Regions from separate parts of the Homo sapiens genome. Here region 2 is linked to region 1. Evidence: chromatin loops called from intact Hi-C (ENCODE). Cell type or tissue: GM12878. All regions are shown on one strand.

Region 1 (8,000 bases):
AACCATGGGCAGTGGAGGGGGCGGGGGGGTTGGGAATGCCTGTGCCTTTTCCAAAAATTGGGGTTGCTTAGAGAAAATGATAATGTTTAGCATTTTTAGTGGTGCCTAAATGTGTGTAGAGAAACACCTATTTCAGGCCTCTCCAAAGACTTTGATTGTCTGAAAGCAGAAATATTTGCAGTTTGACTTTACTTGGTGTTTACAGTACACTTTCTGAGCACTTTATGGATATTTAATATTGTATGACATGATCAGCAATATCTTTTTTTCCAAATAAGTGGGTTTTTAAAAATATAATGGAATCAGAATGTGAATAACTTTTAAAATTATTTATTATGCAGAGAAAAATCTGAAGCCATGAATTTTAAATCTCATGTAAGTTAAATTTGGAAGTACACAGATTTGCCCAGAATCTGAATTTTATAAGCCTTAAAAACTTTGACATTTTAAAAATATTTGAGGAGTTTGTTATTACCATCTCTTAAATGCACACATTTTTTTCAGACTACTAGGGAAGAGAGTGGCTAAGCAGAGCATTGTTGACTGCCCCAGACATCCTCGACTGGTTTCTAAATCTGAAATAAACTTCTTAGTCATATGGTGATAAGCAGAATTCAGAACATGTCTCTTTTTTAATGCATGTGAAATAGAAAGTGATAGTCATCACAAAATGAAATTTGATTTATGATGTGTTGATGCATCGTCATACTAAGGCACGCTGAAAAATATTTTCAGTTTCCTAATAAAAACAAAGTGACCTCCCCATGAGTGATTCTCCTAATTGTTATTGTCAAATGCTTTTCTTTATGCTTTTTTTCTTGCTCACACTCAGATAATCTACAAACACTGTTTGAATCCTGTGTTTCACTTTCTTTTCTTATGAAAAGTTTTCAGTGAATATAGTCCCTGAGCGAATCCTTTCCAACAAAGTACTTAACTTTCTATGCACACAATTCAAAAGTCAATTAAATGTGCGTGATTCATTTATCACAAAGAGTACCACCTATACTCTGTGGAAAATTCTTTCTGTTCGAAAGAAGGTTCTTATTTCTAAGAATGAGCTCTGATTTTAATTAAATAAAGAGCATTTTATGCAATTTTTTTCTAAAGCTTAAGATTAATTTCTATGGTTACTAGGGATATAAATCTCTAGATTGCTTTAAAACAAAGATTTTTGTCCAGGAGAGAGTTGACAGCTCCCTATAAGAGAAGCTATTACTTAATTTTTCTTTCCTAAGTTTAAACACATAAAAATATTTGTAATGATACCCCAAAGGCATCATAAAAATGTAAAATAATTGTACTCTAAAATATCTAAAATTACAGGAAATAGACCTCATTTTAAAAAATGAACTGAGATTCATGGCTGGGTAACCGGAGTGTGACATACTTCAAAACCAGAATCTCTTGTCAGGATACTTTTAGTTTTTTAATGGCTAAAAAAAGAAGTCTTTTGTCAATCATAAAAACTTTAAAATATGTTCATTCTATTAGGAAATCTTACTTTTTAGTTTCATTACCTTTAACGTATATTACACTGTGGCTGCGCTAGATCCCTTTGAGAGGCACATTTCAGTCTTTAGAATTAGGTGGCATCACTAGGCTTGTGATCAACGATATCACAAGACAACCGTTAGACTGTTTTTAATGATTATTTTTTAAAAGTACATAGCCATTTTCTAAGCAGCTTTGAAAAAAGGCAGCATAAATCGTTTCCAGTGTCTTACTTACCCAAAGTATACTTCCTCTTTCGGTAGATGATGTTAACTGGTAAATTGTTCCCAGGTTAAAGGTTTGTCATATTTTAATAAATGTAGTGTAAAATCTATAGTAGAGACACTTCAAGGAAAAAACCCTCAACGTTTTCAGTAAATGAAATTAATATATATCCTTTTTCCTACGTTAGTATTATGGTATCATTTCTTTTGTTATTTTTATTTACTAAAACTTTAATTGAGCCTTATATAGTAAAATATCCTCATGTTTTTAGGAAAAGTGAAATTAGATTTATAAAATGTCCAGACTGAAGTTTTGAAAGAAATGGCATTTTGTATATAATATGGATGAATGCTGTTGAGGCTAGACGTGCTCGTAGTTTAAAACATGCCTGATCCGGGAATGCTTTGCATTAAATGAGTTTATATTTTGAGAGCAAAACAGGGAAAGAAAACACTTTCCTTCTTTTTTTTTTTTTAAGAGACAAGAAAATTAAGTTGAATGCGTATATTGAAAGTGCTATAAGCCGAATGTTTGAACAACAAAAGTAAACACTGATTATTACAAATGTACATTTGGACCACGTTGCTTTTATCTTTCAAGCAAAACATTTCCCACAGTTTTTGTGGGTTTTTATTTAAGTTGGGAAAACTTCGGAAGTTTGTGTGAAAGTATAAATAAGTTTGGAAATGTCATGATTAGAGTTTGATAATAAACATGCAAAAGCAAATGGGAAACTCTATTAAAGTCAGATGTAACATTAAATAATGTTTTCTCTAAAATGTATTTGCAGAGAGAAGAACAGTGATTTATGTGGATTTGAAACAAAGACTTTGGCTGTAATTTAAAATAAAGGTTAAATGTGAATTCTTCAGCCTGAACATGGATGAAGTTTTTTGTTTTTAAGAGCTTCCTTAGTGATTGTTATAGGAGCCTCTGTGCCCTTTTCCAATTATGGGCACAGAAATTATGCATGTATTTATAGATTCCATGTAAAAAAATTCTTAGTTTCCAATAAATTTTAAGCTGCATTTTACGAAGTAAGCATCTGTAGAGAACCTTTTGGAGAAAAAATAGGAGGGAAAACGTTTCAGTTTATGTAATTATTGAAATATACCACTGTATAGAGAATGAATAGAAATTTAAAACCGTAATCTGAAATTTGTTTTAAATCTCATTGTTATGAGATTGACCTCATAATTGCAAATCGGCATTTTGTGTTCAGTACAACTCCAATTCTTAAGGAAATTTGTCTGTTCTATTAGAGTAATACTGTAAGTTTAGGAAGATGCCCCTTTGGCTATTGTTACATATGGGCCCTTTTGAAAATAGTGGTCATGCTAATATTTGATCAGATAATGCTGACTAATGCTGTAGAGCTTTCGAAAGATTTCTTGAACATTGTCAAGTTTTACTTTCCTTTCTTAGGTACATGACTGTGTATCTCTTAAAAGTGTATATGTATTTGTGGGGGGCAGTTAGTGTTACATTTTTATTGTAAATTTATTACAGTTCGATATGTGATTTTGAGTGAAATTCATTGCAATATGAATGAAAATTTTTTGTATGTATGGTGTTTCAAATGCTTTACCTAATTAATTGTCTGAAAAACTGTTAAAGGGGATTTAAATTGCATATACTAGTTTTACATTTAAAGCTTTCACACTGAGCTGAATTCAGATACAGGACCTTAAATTTTTTGTCCAAAGAAAGTAAGAACTCATGTAGAATGAAAAGATATAATTTGAGTCTCAAAATCAAGATCTTTAATATACTGCTCAGGACCTAACTATTATTTTTCTAGTAGTTTTCACACATTTTTTTCCGGCAAATGTTATGTTACGGAGTGATTATTTTGTGTTACTTTGTACACTTAAGGAGCAATCCATTTTTAGCAGTTGAGCCCTCATTTTGTAAAACTAAGCTGTTGGCAATTTGCTAGTTTCTTTAAATTCTAGAAACCACTAAGTTTTACCTTTTCATTTATTTCCAAACAAAGAAGATGTTAGAAAGTTCTGTAACTTATCTCTTGAAATAATATTTTCTGGCCGGGTGTGGTGGCTCATGCCTATAATCCCAGCACTTTGGGAGGCTGAGGCAGGCAGATTGCTTGAGCCCAGGAGTCTGAGACCAGCCTGGGCAACATGGCAAGACCTCGTCTCTACCAAAAAAAAAAAAAAAAAAAAAAAAAAAAAAAAAAAAAATTATTTTGCATGTGTATTGAAGTGCTTTGAGTTTCTTGCCTTGTTCACTCCAAAGACGATCATAATGACTTTCCTCATTATAGGAAAAAGGAAAAAAGGGATCTGTATATTTTTGAGGACAGGGAATGATGAAGCAAGACCCTGGACTTTGCTTGGAATTTGGACATTTGTATTATTGGTCAAGGCCAGCATACTCTGCATTTTATTCCCATTCACTTAGTTGAAAGATGACTTTGGAGGCAAGGACATATATCTTGTTACCAAACCCTCTTTCTCAGAACTTTGAGATAAAATGAACATTCATTCCTTTGCTTTTGTTTTTGCTAAAAGAGAAAAAAAATCAGTTTGAGTAAAGCAAAAACATTTCTACTTTTGGGGTTTGAATGATAACAAAGCAGTTGAGATTAAATTATTGACATCTGACAAGCAGAATGGATGTTGAATGTATGTTCTTGCTATGGGCCGCTTGAAGTTGCTTTTGCTATTCTCTTTGCTGATGTGAAGCAGAAAATGAACAAGGTAACAGTTTTGATGGTGAGATTAGAGGTAGCCAGGCTGACTGTCTCCTGGCTCTTAGAGACCCTTATAAGCTCAGGGCCACCCCCTCCCCTTGTTTAGATATTACTTGCTCTTTTGAGTTTCAGATTACAGGAGCAATTGGTCTGCATGACCTATCTTAAGAACTTTAACTTTGCAGTAGAAACTTAAACCAAATGTATATCCTCAAGAGACAAATCATCTTAAAACTAGGCTGTTGTCATTTTGATGTACTGTACTGCTCACTGAGGAACAGTGTGGTGGAGAGCACCACCTAGTGGATGGGACCCATACTTGATGGGCTGTGTAGGAGATTTCGTCTACATTGATGTAACTCTTGCCCTTGTCTTGCAAATAAGTGATTTTTAATCGTCCTAGCACATATTTTTAAGTAGCGCTAGGACCCCAGGAGAATGAGATTGGGAGTAGTTGTGAGATATGTCGGTTTTCTTTGTAGTTTTCGCACTTCTATAGGTGTATGTACTGGTGCTTGACATCTCCACATTCTTATAAGCTGATATTATAATTCAAACAAAACTTTTTTTTTTAAATGTCAGTAGGGTAGTATTTAGTCTTTGGGAATTTTGTGTTTTTGAGTGCTTATGTTCAACCTCGGTAGTAAGAGACGGCTTTGGATAGAACCTGTTTGTTGCCACAAACTTTATACTATGCTGCTAATCTGTTCACCTCACGAGAGGAGGAGTTGCTGCTGATTATAAACTGTAGGTCATAAATTGTTACCTGCTTGTCATAGAGACTATATGCCTTTTGAGTGTACTAAAATATTTGCAAAAATTAGATGAAACAATTCCACATTTAAAAAAAAAACAACTTTTAACACATCATGACCACAAATTTTAGGTACAGCCATTCCTTGATATTTATTTTAGAATGTCAAATTCTTGATAAAATGTATCACCTCTTCGTTTGTTGAATGTTCCTAGACATTTGTTGAGCTAGGAACTATGCCAGGCTTTGGGAATCCAAAGTGAAGAAGACATAGTTCTTTTTGGACTTAGAATTTTTTAAAGTTTTAAAATTCTTCAACACAAAAAGAGTGAGCGTATTCCTGGGATGTGGGATGTATTATGTTGGGGTATAAATACATTTTTTTGCTTAATATTTTCTGACATTTAGCAAATGCTTTTGAAGAAACTGCTAAATAAAATTGATGGGTTTGTTTTCATGGGTTTGGCAGGGGGGAGGCGACAGAAGGCTGCAGGTAACACCTCTTTGGTTTCGTTCTTCACTGAGTTTTATCCTCGGAGAGCCCAAGTTTGGAGGCATAGAGTGAAGAATTTAAGAGCACAGGCTTAGAGTCTATTCCAGAGTATGGACCCTGGCTTTTCAACTTGCCAGGTGTGTGCCTTTGGGCAAGTGTACTCATCTGTTTTCTCATTTGTTGTGAGGATTCAATGAGATAGTCTATACAATGGGTTTAACATGGTGTCCGACACATAGGAAACACTAAATGTTCAATATGATTTATTATGATGATGATTTGGAAGTTTATTATGATGATGATTTGGATGATTCAGTGTAGGTGGTTCTCATGGTGCACTCAGTCTCCCCACCACCTGCAGGCCCCAGATCCCTGCTTAGTGTGACCATGCAGACAAACCCCCACTGATGGCCAGCAGATGTCTGCGGGTGCTGAGCTAGAAAGTTCAAAGTTCTTCCTTATGCAGATGATGTTTACAGAAAGAGTGTACCCTCGTGTGTCTCGTGTGTGTGTGTGTGTTGAACAGTGTTTACAATCAGAGGCACTTAACCTGAGCTCCATGAACCAAAAGCCTCTGAAGCTCAAAATGACAGGCAGAAAGTTTTTTGTTTTTGTGTATATGTTTATTTCTTTTATAGAAGAGATCAGATTCATAGCTTTTGTCAGTATCTCAAAGGCATCTGTGCCCCTAAAAAGGTCAAGAACTATACTTTAGATGTTCGTGACTCTGTGTAAGGCCACTGGAGAAATTTAAAATATAGTCCCCTCTTAGAAAGTGAAACTCAAATATGAATTTTGCACTATTTGTTTTTGAAGATATGTAAATAATTTTAAAGATAGAGTTGATATTTTGAGGAACTCAAATATGAGTAAAATGTTTTTTCCTCTCGCCCCTCTTGTCAAGGTTCTGAAGAATTTTAAGAGCAAGGAAAAGTTAAGAATACAGGCTATGGAGTAGACCTAATTTCAAATACAGCTCCGACACTTCCTAATGAGTCCTCAAGCCAGTTAACTTGGCCTCTCTTCTCTGTAAAAGAGGAATCCTAGGGGTACCTGCCTCCTAAGTTTATAATGAGGATTAAATGCAATAATCTGTAAAAAGCCCTTACAATTCTTCTTGGCATATAGTAAGTACTATAATAGTGTTTGCGGTGATCATTTTTGTTGCATATTCACTCAAAAACATTTATAATGTATCCACATTCGTTGTCTGTTATGAATTGTCAAGGTAATTCTTTTCTTGTCTATTTTACCTCCATCTTATTGACATGTGAATGACATTTCTGATTTCTTATGAGCAGACTTTCCAAAGTTCTGCAGCTGAAATGCCCTAAGTCTGATAACCTCAGTAACTAGAATCCCAAATGTACCTGGAGCCTTAGAATGATTTTGGAAGCTTTGGAAAGCATAAAAGTAGAAAGAAACTGACGGGGTTGGTGGTAGGAGCTTTCAAATTGATTGAACACCCAAAAATTATCTTGGAATTTCTGAGCTGGAAAGCATTTGGGGGTTCTTTCCATGCAACCTTCAAAGCACACAAGTGAGGAATTGCACATCACCCGGTGACTCCAAAGTCAGAGAACCAGCTGGGAGTTACCATGTGCCTGGAGGCGCTGTCCCCGCCCTCTGCCTGCGTGCTGACCATCCACCACTCGTACTTCTAAGAGAGCAAAGGATATAGGCTGCTCATGGAATTCTAGTATAAGCAGTGATCCCAGAAAAAGTGTGTGGTGAGTCAAAGACTGTTCCGTGCAGGAAAGTACCAGTAGCATCGAGAAAAAGGAGAGCTTTGGGAGCAGGAGAAAAGATACGGAGGAGAGCGCATAGGGGACAGGGCAGGGACAGGCTGCACGCTGTAGGTGCATCCCACAGAAACCTAATGGTAGGAGGTTATCTATGTGTGCTTGGCAGAAAAGAAATGCCTGTTTCAGCAGTGCCTGCCGTCCACCCAGCGTGTGTGAGCTCTGGGGTGAGGGTGAGATGGGGCTTGCGAATCTGCCGTTCCCATCATTGGTTTTGTTCCCTAGGGCCTCTTCTACTAAGAGTATCTTGCTTACTGCCTGCGAGTCTAGCATTTTCACTGTCATCATGTCTCCTAAACTCAAACCAGCCACTTCCTCTGATTCACAACTGAAGAAATGGCAGTCTTTTCCAACACTGGGCTGGGGGCACTGGCTGGTTTGAACCCATTGCAAGAATGTGTTGAAGTCCAGAGTGGCCTTGTGGCCTTTTAAAATTGTCATTTGAATTGTGTATGCTTTTCACCTTATGCACTAAAGTTCACCTTGCCCTATGGGTGAGACTGAAATAGTGATGAAATG
Region 2 (8,000 bases), 200 kb before region 1:
GCCTGCACAGAATGGACTTTTTACCCTGGAAGGCCCACTTTAAACAGACGCGAAGGAAGGAGAGTTAGAGCTGAGCGGCAGCAGGAGCTGGGAACTGGGGGAAGCCCTCAGGCCAAGGTCAGGGCTGGCAGGGGGAAGCCACTGAGTCAGCAGAATCCTCCAATCCCTGTTGCTATTCATCAACAACCACTAGGGGACAGGGGCTGATGGGGATCCATTGTGATTCTCACAACAGGCCTGCAGAGCAGATGCTGGGCCTAGCCCCACCTCACACAGGAGAAAACCGAGGCTCCAAAAATAAGGAAATTGCAACAGGCTTTCCAGAGGTGATTCCAGAATTTAAATCTAGGTCTGTCAACTCAAAGCTGGTGAGTCTCCTCTCAGCCTGCACTATTCCTGCTCCTGGCCATGGCACGACCCCAGAAGCCATTTAGTGACCCGAGGAGAAGAGGTGTGCCCCCCTCACTTCCCACCATCAAGGTTGAGTAGGTAGGCATTCCCACAGACTGGTTGCACCAAAGGGAAGGCGGCCAGCCTTTAGGAGCAATCAATGCCTGGCCCGCAGCATTCCACGGCCCAGAGCTCACTGCAGATCACTCTCAAACAAGCCATGAGCTCCCCTCTCTCTGGCTGCAGGGGCTTGTTTGGCTTGGCACACAGAGCAAGTCGGAAGTGCCAGGAAGTGAACATCCTAGGAGTGACCCTCAACCAATGAGGGAAAAGAGTTGGGGGATAAACACGCTATGCTCCTCACTCTGCATGGGACAGTTCTGAGCTGCACCTCCACATCCTCCTGCAGAGGCTCCCAGGGGGCTGAGCCCTGGTTGCCCTCAGCGAAGACTGAAGACCTGACCATCTCCCCCCTTGATTGACTTTCCCTCCCTTCTTGCCTCACTTTCCTTTCCTTCCCTGTGCTTTCTGGATCATCACCAAATAAACTGCTTGAACCAATCCTTGTCTCAGGATCTGTTTGGAGGGAATTTAAATTTAGATACCATCCTGTGAGCAACAGGTGCCATGCAAAAGGGGAACCCCCAAAAGAAAGAGGCAGAGGGAGCTCCAGGCCACATGTGCACTCAAAGCCTCACCTCTGACTCATTCTCAACTTCTTCCTGCCACTGGACTGCACTTTTTTTTTTTTTTTTTTGACACAGAGTTTTGCTCTTGTTGCCCAGGTTGGAGTTCAATGGCGCAATCTCAGCTCACTGCGACCTCTGCTTCCCGGATTCAAGCAATTCTCCTGCCTCAGCCTTCCAAGTAGCTGGGATTACAGGCATGTGCCACCATGCGAGGCTAATTTTGTATTTTCAGTAGAGATAGGATTTCCCCTTGTTGGTCAGACTGGTCTTGAACTCCTGACCTCAAGTGGTCCACCTGCCTCGACCTTCCGAAATGCTGGGATTACAGGCATGAGCCACTGCGCCTGGCCTGCACCTCTTTCAATTATCTGGGTACTCACCTGGTGACATGTTTCCACTTTCCTTCCCACTTTGTGTGATGGTTAATTATTATTATTATTTTTTAAGACCAAGTCCACTCTGTCACCCAAGGAGTGCAGTAGTAGAATCTCGGCTCACTGCAACCTCCACCTCCTGGATTCAATTGATTCTCATGCTTCTCAGCCTCTCGAGTAGCTGGGATTGTCCATGTGGGTGACACATGGACAGGCGCGTGTCACCATGCCCGGCTAATTTTTGTATTTTTTGTAGAGACAAGGTTCACTATGTTGGCCAGGCTGGTCTTGAACTCCTGACCTCAAATAATCCACCCGCCTCGGCCTCCCAAAGTGCTAGGATTACAGACATGAGCCACTGCGCCTGGCCGTGATGGTTAATTTTATGTGGCAGCTTAACTAGATCAAGGGGTGTCCAGATATTCTGCTAAACATTGTTTTTTGTGTGCCTGCCAGGGTGTTTCTGGATGAGATGAGCATTTAAATGGGTGAACTGAGAAAGGCAGGCGGGCCTCCTCAGTGCGGGTGGGCCTCGTCCAATCTGTTGCAGGCTCAAATAGAACAAAAGGTGGAAGAAGGGAGAATGTGTCCCTTTTCTTTGCCTGACGGGTTGAGCTGGGACTTGGGCTTTTCCTGCCCTCAGGCTGAGACATGCACCATCAGCCCTCCTGGTTCTTGGGCCTCTGGACTGCCCTGAACTCTACCGCCAGCTTTCTTGGGTCTCCAGTGTGGGGGATTTCGCAGCCTCCATAATCATGTGAGCCAATTCCTCATAATAAATTTTGTGTGTGTGTCTGCGTGTATGTATGTCTGTGTGCGCACATCCTGTGAATTCTGTTTCTCTGGAGAGCCCTGACTAATACACCTTGCCATCGAGATCAGACTTTGGGGCCAGTTCCAAGGTCCCTACATCACATTTACTGCCTGGAGTCACTTAGGTAGGTGCTATCCCTCAGACCCTGAGCCCAGACATGCCTTCCCCTGGGCCAGCCTTCTGGCGACAGGATTACCAAATGTGCCTCATTCTCACTTATTTTCTTCAACACTCAGGGGCATTTTACTCCACAGAGCAGCACATGTCTGCCTTGGGCCACTGGGTGGACAGTGATATCATTTAACAAAGGGAACACCCAGGGTGAAGAGCTGGTTTAGGGAAGGAAAAAGTGTTGAGCGGGAGGTCCTGAGGCACTGCTGGGAGAATGCCTCAGGGTGGCTTGAGCTATAAAGCTCAGGCTTAGCTGACTGAATGGATCTGAGAGGTTTTTGCCCAAGCAGCTGGTGGGCAAAGCCATCAGAGTGGGTGAGGGTCCCCAGAGGCCAAACCTGAGCCAGATTTTGAGGGGCCCAGAGTTTATACAATTTGGGGAATGGGGAAGAGCTTATTAAGAAACAAGACTGGGTGTGGTGGCTCACACCTGTAATCCCAGCACTTTGGGAGGCCAAGGTGGGCAGATCACCTGAGGTCAGGAGTTTTCAAGACCAACCTGGCCAACATGGTAAAACCCTGTCTCTACTAAAAATACAAAAAAATTAGCCAGGCTTGGTGGCAGGTGCCTGTAATCCCAGCTACTCAGGAGGCTGAGGCAGGAGAATCGCTTGAACCCAGGAGGCGGAGGTTGCAGTGAGCCTAGATTGCGTCTCTGTACTTCAGCCTGGGTGACAGATAGAGACTCTCTCAAAAAAAAAAAAAAAAAAAGAAAGAAAGAAAGAAAAGAAAAGAAAAAGAAAGAGAAACAAAACCCAGAAAATTGTGAAAACAAAATCGCAAGGCCTTTCTCAGACCTGGGTAGAGACCCAGGCAAGTGAGGGACACTGAAGCTTAAGCTTCATGCTTCACTGTATACTCACCTCTGAGTGGGGTCTAACAGACAGGTACATTGTAGTGACATTACTTTCTAACTTTCTGTCTCCATCACTAGAGTGTGAGTGTCGTGTTATGGAATTAATTATGTCAGGTTCACCTGTAGCCCCAGGGCTTTGCATAGTGAATGGCTCTATCAGCAGAGTTCAGTCAAGGAACCAGAAATGTGTCTAGGTATTTTTGGCAGCGAGGTATTCAATATGAGGAAATAAATAGGTGCTAGAAAACTGTTGGATGAGCTGGAGGAGTGAAAGTGATAAGGCTGTTACTGGGCTTTAGGCTTCAAGGTCACTCTGCTTGATTCTGAACTCAGGATACTGTAGGCAATTCCAGCTGATGCCCCACCAGTCCCTTACCCATGAACTGATAAATAGAGAGTATGACCACTGCAAAGCTCACTCCTGCCAAAGCCTGCCCACCAGCTGCCACTGCCAGAGCAAATTCTGCTTTCCAAATGTTGCACATGTGCTTCTCATTGGCAGAGCCTAATTTTTTTTTTTTTTTTTGAGACAGAGTCTCACCCTGTCACCCAGGCTGGAGGGTAATGGCTTGATCTCGGCTCACTGCAACCTCCGCCTCCTGGGTTCAAGCAATTCTCCTGCCTCAGCCTCCCGAGTAGCTGGGACTACAGGTGTGCACCACCATGCCCAGCTAATTTTTGCATTTTTAGTAGATACAAGGTTTCACCATGTTGACCAGGATGGTCTCAATCTCCTGACCTCGTGATGTGACCACCTCGGCCTCCCAAAGTGCTGGGATTACAGGTGTGAGCCACTGCGCCTGGCTGGCAGAGCCTAAATTTTATCCAGAACCCTAGCAGCAAAGGAACATAGGAAATACATTTCATCCCCTATGAAATAGCAGGATTGGGAAGTTCATAGGAAGGGGTACAAATAGATGCAAATTGTCCAAAGAAGACATTTAGGACAATGGCACAGAGTGGGAGAGTGGGTGCTGTGTGAGTTATTGATCATGGTGTAGGAGATTACCCCAAAACTTAGTGGCTTGAAACAACAGTTATTATCTCGTGGTTTCTGTGGGTCAGAAGTCCAAGCACAGCTTATCTGGGTGCTCTGCTTCACGGTCTCTGGCTGATGCCATCAAGCTGTGTCAGTCCAGGGGCTGTGATGTCATGGGAAGACTCTAAGGGGGAAGGGTCCACTCACTCAGTGGCTGTTGGCAGCGTTCAGTTTCATGTGGCTGCTGAATGGGGGCTCCGGTTCCTCACTGATTTTTGGCTGAAAGTCACCTTCAGTTTCTTGCCACATGGGCCTCCTGCTGGTTTCATCAAAGGATGCAAGCCAAGAAGTCAATAGAAAGAATCTGCTAGCAAGACAGAAACCATGGCCTTTTTCGAACCTAACCACAGAAGTGACATCCCATCATTTTTGCCATATTCTATGGTTAGAAATGATTCACTAGGTCCAGCCCACAGTCAAGGGCAGGGGCTTACACAACGGTGTGACTACCAGGAGGAGGAAATCATTGAGGTCATCTTCGGAAGCTCTCTGCAATACTTGGTGAACACCTGAGTGAGGAAAGCCCGAGAGCAAGAGGCAATGGAGTCTGGTGCTCCAGGGGGAGGCCTCTGGCTGTCTGCGCACAGCTTCACATGGTCATGGTGTCCCAGTGGCACCACCTGGAAAAGGGTGCCCAGAGGCGGCCAGGCTGGAGAATGGAGGAGGACTGCTTCACTGGGATCAATGCATATGACATGGATAGATAAACTGCATGTCAAATTCTCTTCTGTTTTGTTTGTTTGTTTTGAGACAGGGTCTCACTCTCTTGCCAAGGCTGGAGTGCAGTGGTGTGATCTTGGCTCACTGCAGCCTCAAACTCCAAGGCTCAAGTGATCCTCCCACCTCAGCCTCACAAGTAGTTGAGACTACAGGTGCACACCACCATGCTTGGCTAATTATTTTATTTTTATTTTTTGTAGAGCTGAGGTCTTGCTATGTTGCCCAGACTGGTCTTGAACTCTGGGCTCAATTGATCTGACCTCCTCAGCCTTCCAAAGTGCTGGGACTGCAGGTGTGAGCCACTGCGTCTGGCTCCAAGTACCCTTTTAAAATGAGGACGGTAACTGGCACGGGGGTCCAGAAGGTGGAGTCAGCCCGATGTCTTGTGTATGGATAATTGTCGCAATTTGATTTAATCTTGCCTTCTCCTCTCCTAAAGTTCCTATCTCCCCTCGTCTCTTTTTTCATTTTATGTCACAAAAATCCACATGGTAGATAGCTGTGACTGAGGGGCTTCATTCGGACACACTCGTGTGCTTAGCATCCCCCAGGCACCGTGCTAGGCAACGGGAGTATAGACACGAGCAGGACATTTCTCCTCCTGTTTTCACAGTCTTTGCCGACCCTGGTGGAGATGTGAGCACAGACAGGAGGATTGAGTACGGGCAGAGCCAACCAAGGGAGAGGCCCTGAACTCCAACTCGGAGAGGATAAAAGGCCTCCAGAGGAAGCGACCTGGGAGAGGAGTCTCAGAGGTTAAGAATTTAGTCAGGGAAAAAGGAGAAACGACTCCAGGGAGAGGAGACAGCTGGACGACAGCAGGAGTGGGGATGAGAAATGGGGAGACAGGGAAGCAGACATCGGAGGCAGTGGGAGAGCTCACATTGCAACGAACCAGGGAGCTGCCTCTCTAGAGGTTGTTTGGGCTGCCCTCTTGAAATCGTTAGAAAGAATGCAGTGTTCGGAGGCACTTTATTTTAGGCTTTGTTTAGACTGAAAGGAAAAGCAAAGACGGTGGTGTGATCCTTAATGAAAGCCTAGCAGACGCGGGCATCAGCCAACTGGAAAGCAACAGTCCACTTCTCGGGAAAAGCAAACAGTCACTCTGGGCCTTGGTGTTTCCATCCATAAATGGGGCTGTCTATGTTATACACCTGCTCACTTGATGGAAGCACTAGGGATGAATAAAGACGAGGGTCCCAGGCAAGGTAAGTCTCCGGGGAGCTGTCTCCATCTTTAAAAAGGCCTTTGAGTTCCTCAAGATGAAAGAATCTGTGGACGTGAAATTCTGTGATTCTCCAGGAACAAAGTGCCCAGACCAATTTGTAAGCTATGGAAGAAGTGACTCATCTGCTTGAAGGGAGAGATGTTGAAGGAGCGTGGAGCCAGGGAGGAGGGAACGCAGGAACACGATGGGAACCCACAGGTGGTTTATGAAGGAGCCCTCAGAAACAGAGAGGGGAAAATCAACGATATCACAAACAACAGAATGTGCAGCTGTCATGGAAGTTGGTGTTTACAAAGGTATTTTAATGACATGAGAATGTGTTTGATAAGAAGTGAAGAAAAGGAAAAAGCGGCAAAATTGCGCATGTAGTTATGTGATTATTATCACCAATATATACACTTACATACATGCACTTATGTACACACATACATATATGTATTATATAGATGTAGATATAGCTATATAAACACACATACATACAGGGGAAAATGATTGGATGGAACTTTGTGTAAAGGAAAAACATCCAGGTAGTGGAATCACAGATTTTTATTTTACATGTGATTTTTTTTTTCAAATTTGCCAATTTTTTTAGGAAGGGCATGCTATGCTTTGAAATCAGAAAAATGTTTAGAAATGTAGAAAGAAAAAATGGCGGGGCGGGGGTGCGAGATAAAGGATGAAAGCTGGAAAAGTGAAAGGAAAAAGTATTTTGGAAAATAAGAAATTCAATCCATTTCCCCAAACATTTCACTTGACCACACGCTGTGTGCCCAGTGCGGCACAAGCAGAATAAGATAAAATCATGCCCACCCAGGAGCTTCAGTCTGGGAAAGGCTGAAAAGTAGCAGGCTGTCTAGTACCTGTGGTGTGTGCTAAGGCTAACAGGAGGCTGTGTGAAAACGAAGGTAACCACTCAGTCCAGGAAAACCCAGGAGGCCTTCCTGTAGGAGGCAACACTTGAACTGAGTCTCAAACAAGCAGTGGGAGATGGCCTAATACAGCAAGGATGATGGGGAGGGATGGACAAGGGGTGATAGACATCTCAAGGAGGGTTAACTTGTGAATTCTGTCAGGAGACAATTAAAAAGAGTGTCTTTCCAACTGAGCCAGCCAATATGTGGTCCCCAGCGTCAACCCTCATGTCTTCAAACTCTGGGGGTTATGAGGTTTATTTGTTTAATATCTTCATGTAACAATAGTGTCCTATTGTTTTAAAAGGCCTTTGTATGTTGTCTCATTTTATCCTCTGACAGCTCTCTGATGTAGATATCATCACAATTATCTTTTTATACATGATAAAATTGAAACTTGGGAGCCTGGAAGGAAGCAAATGAAGCCATAAGGGCAAGGCCCTGATGCAATAGAACTGGTGTCCTTGTGAGAATAGGAAGATGCCAGGAGTGTGATGCACAGGAGAAGGACCATGTGAGAATGCAGCAAGAAGGCAGCCATCTGCAAGCCAAGGAAAGAGACCTCAGGAGACACCAACTGTGCTGACACCTTGATCTTGGACTTTCCAGCCTCCAGAACAGTGAGAAAATAAATTTCTGATGTTTAAGCCACCCAGTCTGTGACATTTTGTTATGGCAGCCCAAGTACATTGATACAGGTTCCTATATCAGCTTTATCACTATTAGCTGTGTGACCTTGAACAAGTTGCTTAACCTCTCTGTGCCTCCATTTCCTCAACTGTAAAATGAAGTGGCCGACTTCATACTG

The links. A loop is a pair of places that touch in the nucleus more often than their neighbours do. Peaks named below come from ENCODE experiments on the same cell type or tissue, not always from the same donor. Only the 100,000 strongest peaks of a DNase experiment are listed, where the experiment ranks them.
Region 2: it touches region 1 in a loop (4-fold over the local background); 8 of 110 quality-filtered maps call a loop at or near these places.

What each region holds. Positions count from the first base shown.
Region 1 is chr4:4,485,312-4,493,311 of GRCh38, reverse strand. All of the region lies in intron 1 of STX18 (syntaxin 18), which reads left to right. Among named protein-coding and RNA genes, the nearest start is that of STX18-IT1, 7.6 kb to the right of the region's middle. RefSeq lists an enhancer at 3,012-3,191 and a silencer at 4,699-4,818. In GM12878, a CTCF peak has its summit at 4,724 (motif pointing left); DNase peaks (open chromatin) are centred at 631 and 4,701; H3K4me3 peaks cover 1,189 bases; H3K27ac peaks cover 3,835 bases.
Region 2 is chr4:4,686,517-4,694,516 of GRCh38, reverse strand. The region is part of intron 5 of LOC124900165; the gene reads right to left. All of the region lies in intron 4 of STX18-AS1 (STX18 antisense RNA 1 (head to head)), which reads right to left. Among named protein-coding and RNA genes, the nearest start is that of SNORD162, 26 kb to the right of the region's middle. In GM12878, a CTCF peak has its summit at 4,584; DNase peaks (open chromatin) are centred at 1,046 and 4,676; H3K27ac peaks cover 344 bases.